2 separate regions of the Homo sapiens genome follow, and region 1 is linked to region 2. A link is an interaction called in ENCODE POLR2A ChIA-PET data of the cell type or tissue named here. Cell type or tissue: IMR-90. All regions are shown on one strand. Each heading gives the region's core, and the rest is flanking DNA. Links, peaks and the distances in the headings are about the cores only.

Region 1 (5,391 bases), core at 290-5,289, 81 kb after region 2:
CTGCAGCTTCTAAAACAAAGATCCTTTGGATAAGCTAGTTCTTAGATTAAATTGATTATTTTACAAGATTTTCTGGATGGCATATACCTTTGTTAATGTTTTAATAAGTTATAATTAATATTTTTAGAAATCAAGAAGTTTTAATATTTGAGCAGTGCTTATGGAGGTTTTAAAGAGAATATATTCCTCAAAATTCTAATTACTTCTGTGATTTTACTGCCTCCAGAGTAAGTTAACTATAATATTGTTATATTTAGTTGAATTTCACAATAGATAAAATATTTATCTTTTTTCACTTAAGTCCTGTAATCGTAAATACTGATGCATATTACTTATGTAAGCATATAACCTGCTTTTAATTTTTAAAGAGTAATTCTTGTTTTGAAACTGTTTTACTAATGTGTATGTCTTTTATTTTAAATTGTACTTAGCAAAGAGAACATTTCTTAAGTGTCCTTGTTTTTAGAGAACAAGGAAATAAATGTCTTTATTGATTTAGCACATTTATCGAATCTACTATTTAGTCTCATACGTTTAACTTTTACCTTAAAACATTTACAGAGGTCAATTTACTATTAAAGTATAAAATGTACATTAGTTTCGATCTACATTTTAATTATTTTAGGCTGGCAGAGAAAGAACTGTTTCATATTTTACCATCGTACATATAAAATAAAATATTCAATACTTATCTTGTTTTCAAGATTAAAAAAAGAAGCTCCCGCAAAGGAACAAGAACCTGTGTCTAAGGTAAAGTTTGTTTTACTTTATACCTTAAAGGTTTATACATTTGAAAGTATTATTGGTATGATATAAAATTTTTTTTCAATTTCAGCATGCATACATCAACAATATTTGGGATGTTGTGAGGAAGAAAAAAAATCGAGATTTAAAATTTTTCATTACATATAAAAATATCTAGCCCTAAGTAAAATTTTAAGGTATTCTTGTTTTGACAAAGACATCTTATATTTCACTTGCCTGTTATTTAGTTCAACTAGTGAGTAATGGAGATAAATTTATGAATTAAAAATCCCCAAATCAGTAAAACCTCAATCATTTGGCACACTGGAAAAATTAATCTTTCCAGGTTTAATTTTCTGGGATATTTTAACTGTCAAAAGGTTAAACTAATTTTTAAAATAGAAATATTTTGGATGTATCTTAAATATGTTTTAAACAAGTACTCTGAATGCAGAACTCAGAATTATCATATAAATGTTATTTACCGGACAGTCTAATAGATGACTGTAGAAATAGTTTTGCTCAACTACTTGCTTTCTTGATGTCAATTTATGTTGATATTACTTAATGATTGTTTGCCTCTTTTTGAGTGTAATGAAGTGAGGTAGATTTGACATTTATCTTTTGAATACTTTGTCTTGAATGGCGCATAATATAAGTGAAATCCAGGCAGAAGTATCAGCCTTCTTCCAAGCAGCTTTCTTTTGTACCATAGAAAGTTTTCTTTTGTTTAAAAGTTTTTCAACTACAAATTTCTTTAACAGATGCAGGTTTTTAAATTTTTTAATCTATTTCTTCTTGAGGGAGTTTTGGTAGTTTGTAGTTTTTTTGAGGAATGGGTTCATTTTACCTAATATGTTGAACTCGAATCTTATGTATATTGAGAAAGTTGCTTATAGTATCCCTTATTGTCTTTGTAATCTTTGGAATCTGCAGTGATATCCCCTCTCATTCATGATATTGACAGTTTGTGTGCTTTTTCTATTCTTATTATATATTTTAATTTTAAACATGTTGTAAATACACAGAATGCAGTATTACAGTTTTTACTTTAGACAGTTTTTTTAGGGCAATTAAAAACTTTAAAATTAGCTTTATATTTACCTTTATTTTTACCATTTCCTATACTCTTCATTTCTTTATGTAGTCTTCATTTCTGTTTATCGCATTTACATTAAAAATTCTGGCCAGGGATATAATGGAGCAAATGTTTCCGGTTTATACAGGGGTATACAAGCCACTGTTTGCCCCTAAAATAATTATGCCTAATTTGTTCCTTGTTTAACTCATCATAATTTAACAGAAGAAAATGCTGCATTCTGTGAATTTAAATATGATCAACTTTTTTAGTATTGTACAAAGGATATATAGTTTAGGGGTAGGGGAATTCAGTGAGCAAACAGGATATTCTTGTCTGGTCTAAAAACGACATTAAAATCACATATAGTTACATTATGGGCATCAAGATAAATGCAGTTGAGACACTTTGCACACAAATTAAAGATGATTATCAAATATTAAAAGATATAATATCAAATGACAAAATACATTATGCTGAAATTGAAAGCATATTGGTATGAATAGATTACAAAGTGTTATGCAGATTATCTGTATGGATATTTTGAGCCAAGTGGAAGAAGCTAAAGCTTTACAGTCAGTAAACATGACTAATATAAAGCTACACACTTAATAAAAGGCCTATCCCTTTGCTTACAACAATTGAAGGTAATTTTGAAAGTGTATTTGATGAACATAAAACTTGAGCAAGAGATATGCATATTCTTCTCAAATTTTAAAATAAATGAAAAAAGTAAACAAATGAGAAATGCATGAGTCACTGGGTGAAGAGTATTGATAATTATGAGGGCAGTGCTTATTAAATAGAAATTAAGATTATAAATGCCCTAATTTCATATTTTGTATAGAGATATAAAAAATTCAGTGAAATGTTTTCAGATTTTGAATTTCTAAACTGGAGAAAAATTGTTTTGTATAAATACATCTGATTTACAAAGACGAGCCACTAAGTTTGCACTTAAATATTCTGACGATTTAAATTCTATAGAAATTCTATATGAAATAGTTTAAAGCAGCATTTGATATCAATAACATACAATCAAGTTTGTGTTTGGGTCTTCTAAACCTTCTTAACATATTTTGCTTAGTGCAGTCTTAAACAGATTTGGAAATGGTATTCAAAAATTTTAAACAATTCCAGCCACAGTGGAATCCTGCAAATGAAGCTTACTGTAAACTGAAGTTAATATAACATTTTTTTATGATTGTCACTTGTTCAAGAGAAATTGTACATGACAGTTTGCTCATTTGAAAACAAAATAAGAAAAGAATTAGATTTGAAAATGTACTGTTGATGCATTTGCTTCCATTAGCCAGGAGAATAAAATAATACTGTTTTTGGCATAAATAAAATCTTTAAGTTTAAGCTAATGTGAGTTTAATTCTCCTACTTTTAAATTTTTCAATATTTTTCTGACTAACATTCTAGAAAAAAAATTTTTTAAATACACAGAAACAGGCTGGGCACAATGGCACACACCTGTAATCCCATCACTTTGGAGACAGAGCTGGGAGGATTGCTTAAGTCTAGGAGTTAGAGACCAGCCTGGGAAACAAAGTGAGACCCTGTTGCTAAAAACAAAAAACAAAACAAAAACACACCACACACAAAGCAAAACTTATAGGGGCATTCATTTTTTCTTTTGCCTCAGGCTTCAATATGGCTTGGTATAGCACTGATTGCAGAATAGTTACATCAAAATTTTTGAGACTGTTATGCTGAGCCAGAAAGTACCCCATGATTTCTTTTCCTTTTCTGTACCTTATGTTATTTTTCTGGAGTTAAAAATATGTATCTTTTTTACTCGTTTGTTTAGTTTTCTGTGCACCTAATGCTGTATTTTTTTCTAACGTTGCAATTTCTCTCTCAAATATTTGGAAATAGTTTTTCCAGTGTTCACACACATAAAAAAAAAATCGCTGGGGAGTGAAGGGGTCTGAAGATCTCCTCCCAGACTCCCCGCCTCAACTTAAACTAGTTGCTCCCTAAGCCTGTGCTTAGTTTTGTTATGTCAAGATTATCCTTTGCCACTCCCTTGTATTGGATGTCCTGTTTGCTGAACCATGAATTATTCCTCATTTCTTGGCTTACTCATCATTTTGATGAATTGTGTCCTCTACTAGCTTCCTGAGAAGGTGTGCATCTTTTTTCAGTTTTTGCATATCTAAAAATATATTTATGCGAATGATAGTTTGGCTGAAGTACATAAAAATAATTCCCATGCAGTTTTTAAAATGTTGTTTTTACTATCTTCTTATATCCAGTATTTGTATTAAGTCTGATGCATGTCTTGCTCCAGTTTCTTGGTATTTAGGTTACTTTTTTTCTTTTTGGAAACTTTAGTGATTATCTCTGTCACTGGTGTTTTGAAATCGCATGATATGTTCACCCATCCTTTTTTCATTCATTGTATTAGGCATCTGACAAACCTTTGGAGTTTGGAGATTTCTGTTTGGGAGAAGTTTTCTTGTTTCATTTCTGTGGTAAATGCTCACTTTTATTTTCTGTGTTCTCCTTTTTTTAAGAAACTCCTATTGTTCTGACATTGTTCTGACACTGAGCCTCCTGCATCAACTCCTTTTTTTTTTTTAGCTCATTTAATTGTATGTTATTTTCTTTCTGGCCTTTCATCTTTTTGTTTTTTTGTTTCAATCTTTTTAAATAATTTTCTAAACTTAATTACTTATTTTAGTTGCCATATTTGTAATTTTGAAGAGCTCTGTAACTTTTTATTTGTTCTTTAATTCTCTTTTTTACAGTTTTTGTTACTGTTTAATGGATATAATAACATATACCTCTTTGGAGATATTAAATATTGTATATATACTTTTTTCTTTTGTTCCCAGCAATGTATCTGATGTCTCCAAGCCCCTTTCTTTATTCCTTTTTGTTTTTTTTGGTATTTTTCATGTTAAGGTATGTCTTTTGTTATGTGGTGATCCTTACCCGCCCATACATAATTAAAGAATGAGGCTAAAATAATCATTGAAAACCGTATGTGTTTGAATGGAGACAGGGCTGTCTTGCATAGCCATTCAGGTTGAACACTGCAGAACTCCTGCGGATACTATTTAAATATATCCTTTGTAGTCTCAAAAATTACTAATGTTTACCATATTAGAAATTGAAATAATGATATTTTAAAACTATTGTCAAAAATAAAAATAATAAATATATGTTAACATAAATCACATTTTTTTTCTGAAAAATAACTATTTTCCAAAGCAACAGAAATTTAGTGAGAAAGAATGGCTTGATTTTACACTTTTGCATATTTCTTTAATGTCAAGCTTAGTAGAAAAAAATTGGATTCTCATGTTTCTGAATCCAATCTGTTGTGATACATTCTTTTGGTTGAAATGTATGAAGAATACCCAGCCTCACCCAGTACTTCAATAATCTTTTCCAATAATTGTGATTATTCTCCTTTGATACTGCACCAAAAGTGGAAGTTTTCTTGCTTGTTGCACTGTGGAATCTAGCTCCGTATCACTGACTTTTTTTGCTTTGTTACATCAAAATCTGTTTGTCTGTTTTATATTTTGAATGGATCTTTTATCCATGCCTAA
Region 2 (5,391 bases), core at 222-5,221:
CTGGATGCTGAGAGACCAAGTACAGACAGTCCCCAGCTTAAGATGGTTTAACTTAAGTTTTTTTGACTTTATGATGGTGTGACAGCAATATACATTTAGTAGAAACTGTACTTCAAGTTTTGAATTTTGATCTTTTTCCGGGCTAGTGATATGTGGTATGATACCATATTGTGATACTAGGCAGCAACAGCAAGTTGCAGCTACCAGTCAGCCACATGATCATGAGGGTAAACAACTGATAACATACAGTATACTGTGTTGTCAGATGATTTTGCCCAACCACAGGCTAATGTAAAGGGTTCTGAGCACGTTTAAGGTAAGTTAGACTAAGCTGTGATGTTCGGTAGGTTAGGTGTATTGAATGCATTTTCAACTTACGATATTTTCAGCTAATGATGGGTTTAATCATTACCCCATCACAAGCTGAAGAGCAACTATATAAAGTGAATCTTATAAAGTAAATCTATTTCACTTTAGGTGTGAGGTTCTATGGGCGTGGTCAAGTATTGAGTGGATGGAGAGGCAAGGATGGTGTGGGAAATATTTTGAAGGAAGTCTATAGGGTTGGGGAATTGACTAGATATAATTAAAAGAGGGAGACATTGAAAAAAACCTCCAGGGATTCAAGATCAGAAGGATGGCAGTTTAGTAGAAAAAGGGAAATGCAAAAGTAAAACTAACTTTTATAATTTAAGGTAAGATTCATATAATTTCACCATTTAAAAATATACGGTTCACTGGCATTTAGTACATTCATAGTGTTGTACAACTGTCAACACTAATTCCATAATATTTTCAGCTCCTCAAAAGGAAACCTGTTACCCATTATTCTGAATATTAGATATAAATAGAATCAAACTGTGTGACTGACTTCTTTCACTTTCAAAGTTTCATGTTGTAGCATGTATCAGTACTTCATTTTAAAAAATTGCTAAATAATGCTACATTGTATTGATACACCACATTTTTTTCACTTTGATTATTTATTTATTTATTTTTTTATTATTATACTTTAAGTTTTAGGGTACATGTGCACATTGTGCAGGTTAGTTACATACGTATACATGTGCCATGCTGGTGTGCTGCACCCACTAACTCGTCATCTAGCAGTAGGTGTATCTCCCAGTGCTATCCCTCCCCCCTCCCCCCACCCCACAATAGTCCCCAGAGTGTGATGTTCCCCTTCCTGTGTCCATGTGATCTCATTGTTCATTTCCCACCTATGAGTGAGAATATGCGGTGTTTGGTTTTCTGTTCTTGCGATAGTTTACTGAGAATGATGGTTTCCAATTTCATCCATGTCCCTACAAAGGACATGAACTCATCATTTTTTATGGCTGCATAGTATTCCATGGTGTATATGTGCCACATTTTCTTAATCCAGTCTATCATTGTTGGACATTTGGGTTGGTTCCAAGTCTTTGCTATTGTGAATAATGCCGCAATAAACAGACGTGTGCATGTGTCTTTATAGCAGCATGATTTATAGTCCTTTGGGTATATACCCAGTAATGGGATGGCTGGGTCAAATGGTATGTCTAGTTCTAGATCCTTGAGGAATCGCCACACTGACTTCCACAATGGTTGAACTAGTTTACAGCCCCACCAACAGTGTAAAAGTGTTCCTATTTCTCCACATCCTCTCCAGCACCTGTTGTTTCCTGACTTTTTAATGATTGCCATTCTTGATACACCACATTTTATTTATTAGTTGAACATTTGGGTTGTTCCTGCTTTTTTGGCTATTATGAATAATGCTGTAGACATAATTTTTCAGGGGAAGATATGGTCAGTTTTGGAAATATAGTCATACCTTGCTTTATTCTACTTCACTTGTTGTGGTTTGCAGATATTGCATTTTTACAAGTTGAAGGTTTGTGGCAACTTTGTTGAGCAAGTCTATCTCAGCCATTTTTCCAACAGCGTGAGCACTTCTTGTCTCTGTCACATTTTTGTAATTTTTGCAATATTTCAGACTTTAAATTATTATATTTGTTATGGTGATTTCTGATCAGTGATCTTTAATGTTACTATTGTAATTGTTTTGGGGCACTGCAAACTGCACTCATGTAAAATGGTAAACTTATATAATAATGTGTGTGTTTTGACTGCTCCACCAGCCAGCTCTTCCCTAGTTTCCTCTCCATGGGCTTCCTTATTCCCTGAGACATAGCAATATTGAAATTAGGCCAATTAATAACTTTATAATGGCCTGTAAGTGTTCAAGTATAAGGAAGATTTGCACATCTCTCACTTTAAATAAAAAGAACTAGAAATTATTAAGCTTAGTGAGGAAGGCGTGTTGAAAGCAGAGGTAGGCCAAATACTAGGCCTCTTGTCCCAAACAGTCAAGTTGTGATTGCGAAGGAAACATTCTTGAAGAAAGTTGAAAGTGCTACTCCACTGAACACATGAATGATAAGAAAGTGGAACAGCATTATCGCTAAGATGGAGGAAGTTGTAATGGTCTGGCTAGAAGATCAAACCCGCCACAACATTCCCTTAAGCCAAAGGCTCGAGGTCAAGACCCTACTCTCTTCAGATCTATGAAGGCTGTGAGAGTGAAGATGGTGCAGAAGAAAAGCTTGAAGCTAACAGAGATGAGTTCATGAGGTTTAAGGAGAGACACTGTCTCCATAACATAAAAGTATAAGATGAAGCAGCAGGTACTGATGCAGAAGTTTCAGCAAGTTATCCATGAGATCTACCTAAGATAATTTATGAGGGCGGCTACACTAAACAATAGATTTTCTATATAGATTAAATAGACTTCTATTTATTGGAAGAAGATACCATCTAGGACTTTCATAGCTAGAAAGGAGAAGTCATGCCTGGCTTTCAAATTTTGAAGGACAGGCTGACTCTCTGGTTAAGGGCTAATGAAGCTGGTGACTTTTAAGTTGAAGCCAGTACTCATTTACCATTGTGAAAATCCTAGGGCCCTTAAGAATTGTGCTAAATCTGCCAGATGTGGTGGCTCATGCCTGTAATCGCAACACTTTGGGAGGTGGAGATGGGTGGATCACTTGATGTCAGGAGCCAGGAGTTCGAGACCAGCCTGGCTAACATGGTGAAACCCCCGTCTCTACTAAAAATATAAAAATTAGCCAGGCGTGGTGGTGCATGCCTGTAGTCCCAGTTATTCGGGAGGCTGAGGCACAAGAATCACTTGAACCTGGGTGGCAGAAGTTGCAGTGAGTTTAGATGGTGCCACTGCACTCAAGGCTGGTCAATGGAGCGAGACTCTGTCCCCCCCCCCCCCAAAAAAAATGCTAAATCTACTCTGCCTATGCTTTAAAAATGGAACCACAAATCCTGGATGACAGCACATCTGGTTTACTGAACCAGATGTAAACGTGGTTTACAACATGAATTACAGAAAATTTAAGCCTGTTATTGAAACCTACTGCTCAGAAAAAAATTTTCCTTTCAAAATATTACTGCTCATTGATAGTGCATCTAGTCACCCAAGAGCTCTGATGGAAGTGTACAAGAAGATTAATGTTGTTTTCATGTTTGCTAACACAACATCCATTCTGCTGCCCATGGGTCAAGGAGTCATTTCAACTTTCAGTTCAAGTCTTAATATTTAAGAAATAACATTTTGTAAGGGTGTAACTGCTGTAGATTATGATTTCTCTGATGGATCTGGGTAAAGTGAATTGAAAACCTTCTGGAAAGGAGTCACCATTCTAGATCCAATTAAGATCATTTGTGATTGATGGAGGAGGTCAAAATATCAACATTAACAGAAGTTTGGAAGAAGTTGGTTCCAGCCCTCATGGATGACTTTGAGAGTTTCAAGGTTTCAGTGGAGGAAGTAACTGCAGATGTGATGGGAGTAGCAAGAGAGCCGGATTTAGAAGTGGAGCCTGAAGATGTGACTAAGTGCTGTAATCTCATTATAAAACTTGAATGAATGAGGAGTTGTTTCTTATGGATGAGTAGTTTTTTTGAGATGGAACCTATTCCTGGTGAAGATGCTGTAAACATTGTTGAAATGACAGCAAAGGATTTAGAGTATTACACCAGCTTAGTTGATAAAGCACCAGCAAGGATTGAGAGGATTGACTCCAACTTGGAAAGGAGTTCTACTGTGGATCAAATGCTATCAAACAGCATCGTATGCTACCAAGAAACCTTTTGTAAAAGGAAAAGTCGATGGATGTGCCAAGCTTCATTGTCTTATTTTAAGAAATTGCCACAGCCACCCCAACCTTCAGCCAGCCACTACCCTGATTAGTCAGCAGCCATCAACATGGAGGCAGGACCTTCCTCCAGCAAAAAGATTATGACTCACTGAAGGCCCAAATGAGCTTTATCTTTTTTTTTTTTTTTTTTTTTTTAGCAATAAAGTAGTTTTTATTAAGGTATATATGTTGTTTTTTAGAGACAATGCTATTGTACATTTAGACTACACTATAGTTGTAAACCTAACTTTTATATTCACTGAGAAACCAAACAATGCGTGTGACTTGCTTTATTGCAATATTCACTTTATTGTGGTGGTCTGGAACAGAGCCCTCAATATCTCCGAGGTGTGCATGTACTGAATTTGAGGTGCGTTTAAATATCTAGATAGTAGTTTTCAGTAGTAAAAGAGGAAGGACTGGGACTTAGATGAGATGTCAGGGTGTCTTTCTCTGTCTGTGTTCTTATAAATAAATACCTGAGTTTGGGCATTTTATAAAGAAAAAAGGTTTATTTGGCTCATGCTTCTGCAAGTATCGTGGTACCAGCATCTGCTTGGCTTCTGGTGAGGGCCTCAGGCTGCATCCACTCATGGCAGAAAACAAAAGGGAGTCTGTGTGGGTAGCGATTTATAAGGTGAAAGAGAGGAAGCGAAAGAGGAGGGAGGTGCCAGGCTTTTTTTTTGGTTTTTTGTTTTTTGTTTTTTTTTTTAAACAACCATTTCTTGTGGGAACTAATAGACTGAAAACTCACTCATTACCGTGAGGACAGCACCAAGCCATTGGTGAGGGATTTGTCTCTTCCACCCAAACACCTCTCATTACCCTACCTGCAACATTGGGGATCAAATTTCAACCTGAGGTTTGAGAGACAAACATTCAGACTGTAGCAGAGGTGAATATTTTCTGATCTTATAGGCTGCTGTTGAGAATTGATAGCTGAGACTATGGGATCTATTAGATCTGCTGTTAGGGAACAGTTTCTGTGGGACTGAGGTCTAAACTTTGTGGAAAACCTGTTTTTACATTATTTAAGGAGGAAGTGATCTGGAGAATCTCTAAAGAGTTAAAAAGGAGTAGGTGAGTACACAGGACTATTGGTGTATAGAAAATTACTGAGCATGATATTTCAAGAAATGGTGTTAAAATAGCTGCAAGATAAACAAGGAAAATGCAAATGAAGAAAAGGTAATTTGATTTG

The links. Peaks named below come from ENCODE experiments on the same cell type or tissue, not always from the same donor. Only the 100,000 strongest peaks of a DNase experiment are listed, where the experiment ranks them.
Region 1: POLR2A ChIA-PET joins it to region 2 with 5 read pairs; 5 of 35 experiments call an interaction of 5 or more read pairs at or near these places.

The regions. Positions count from the first base shown.
Region 1 is chr15:56,638,311-56,643,701 of GRCh38, reverse strand. ZNF280D (zinc finger protein 280D) reads left to right here. Exons shown (of 22, transcript NM_017661.4): 20 at 705-750. Among named protein-coding and RNA genes, the nearest start is that of ZNF280D, 93 kb to the left of the region's middle. In IMR-90, for the core only: no CTCF peak of the experiment used is centred there; no DNase peak of the experiment used is centred there; H3K27ac peaks cover 407 bases.
Region 2 is chr15:56,718,842-56,724,232 of GRCh38, reverse strand. All of the region lies in intron 1 of ZNF280D (zinc finger protein 280D), which reads left to right. Among named protein-coding and RNA genes, the nearest start is that of ZNF280D, 12 kb to the left of the region's middle. RefSeq lists an enhancer at 4,626-4,785. In IMR-90, for the core only: no CTCF peak of the experiment used is centred there; no DNase peak of the experiment used is centred there.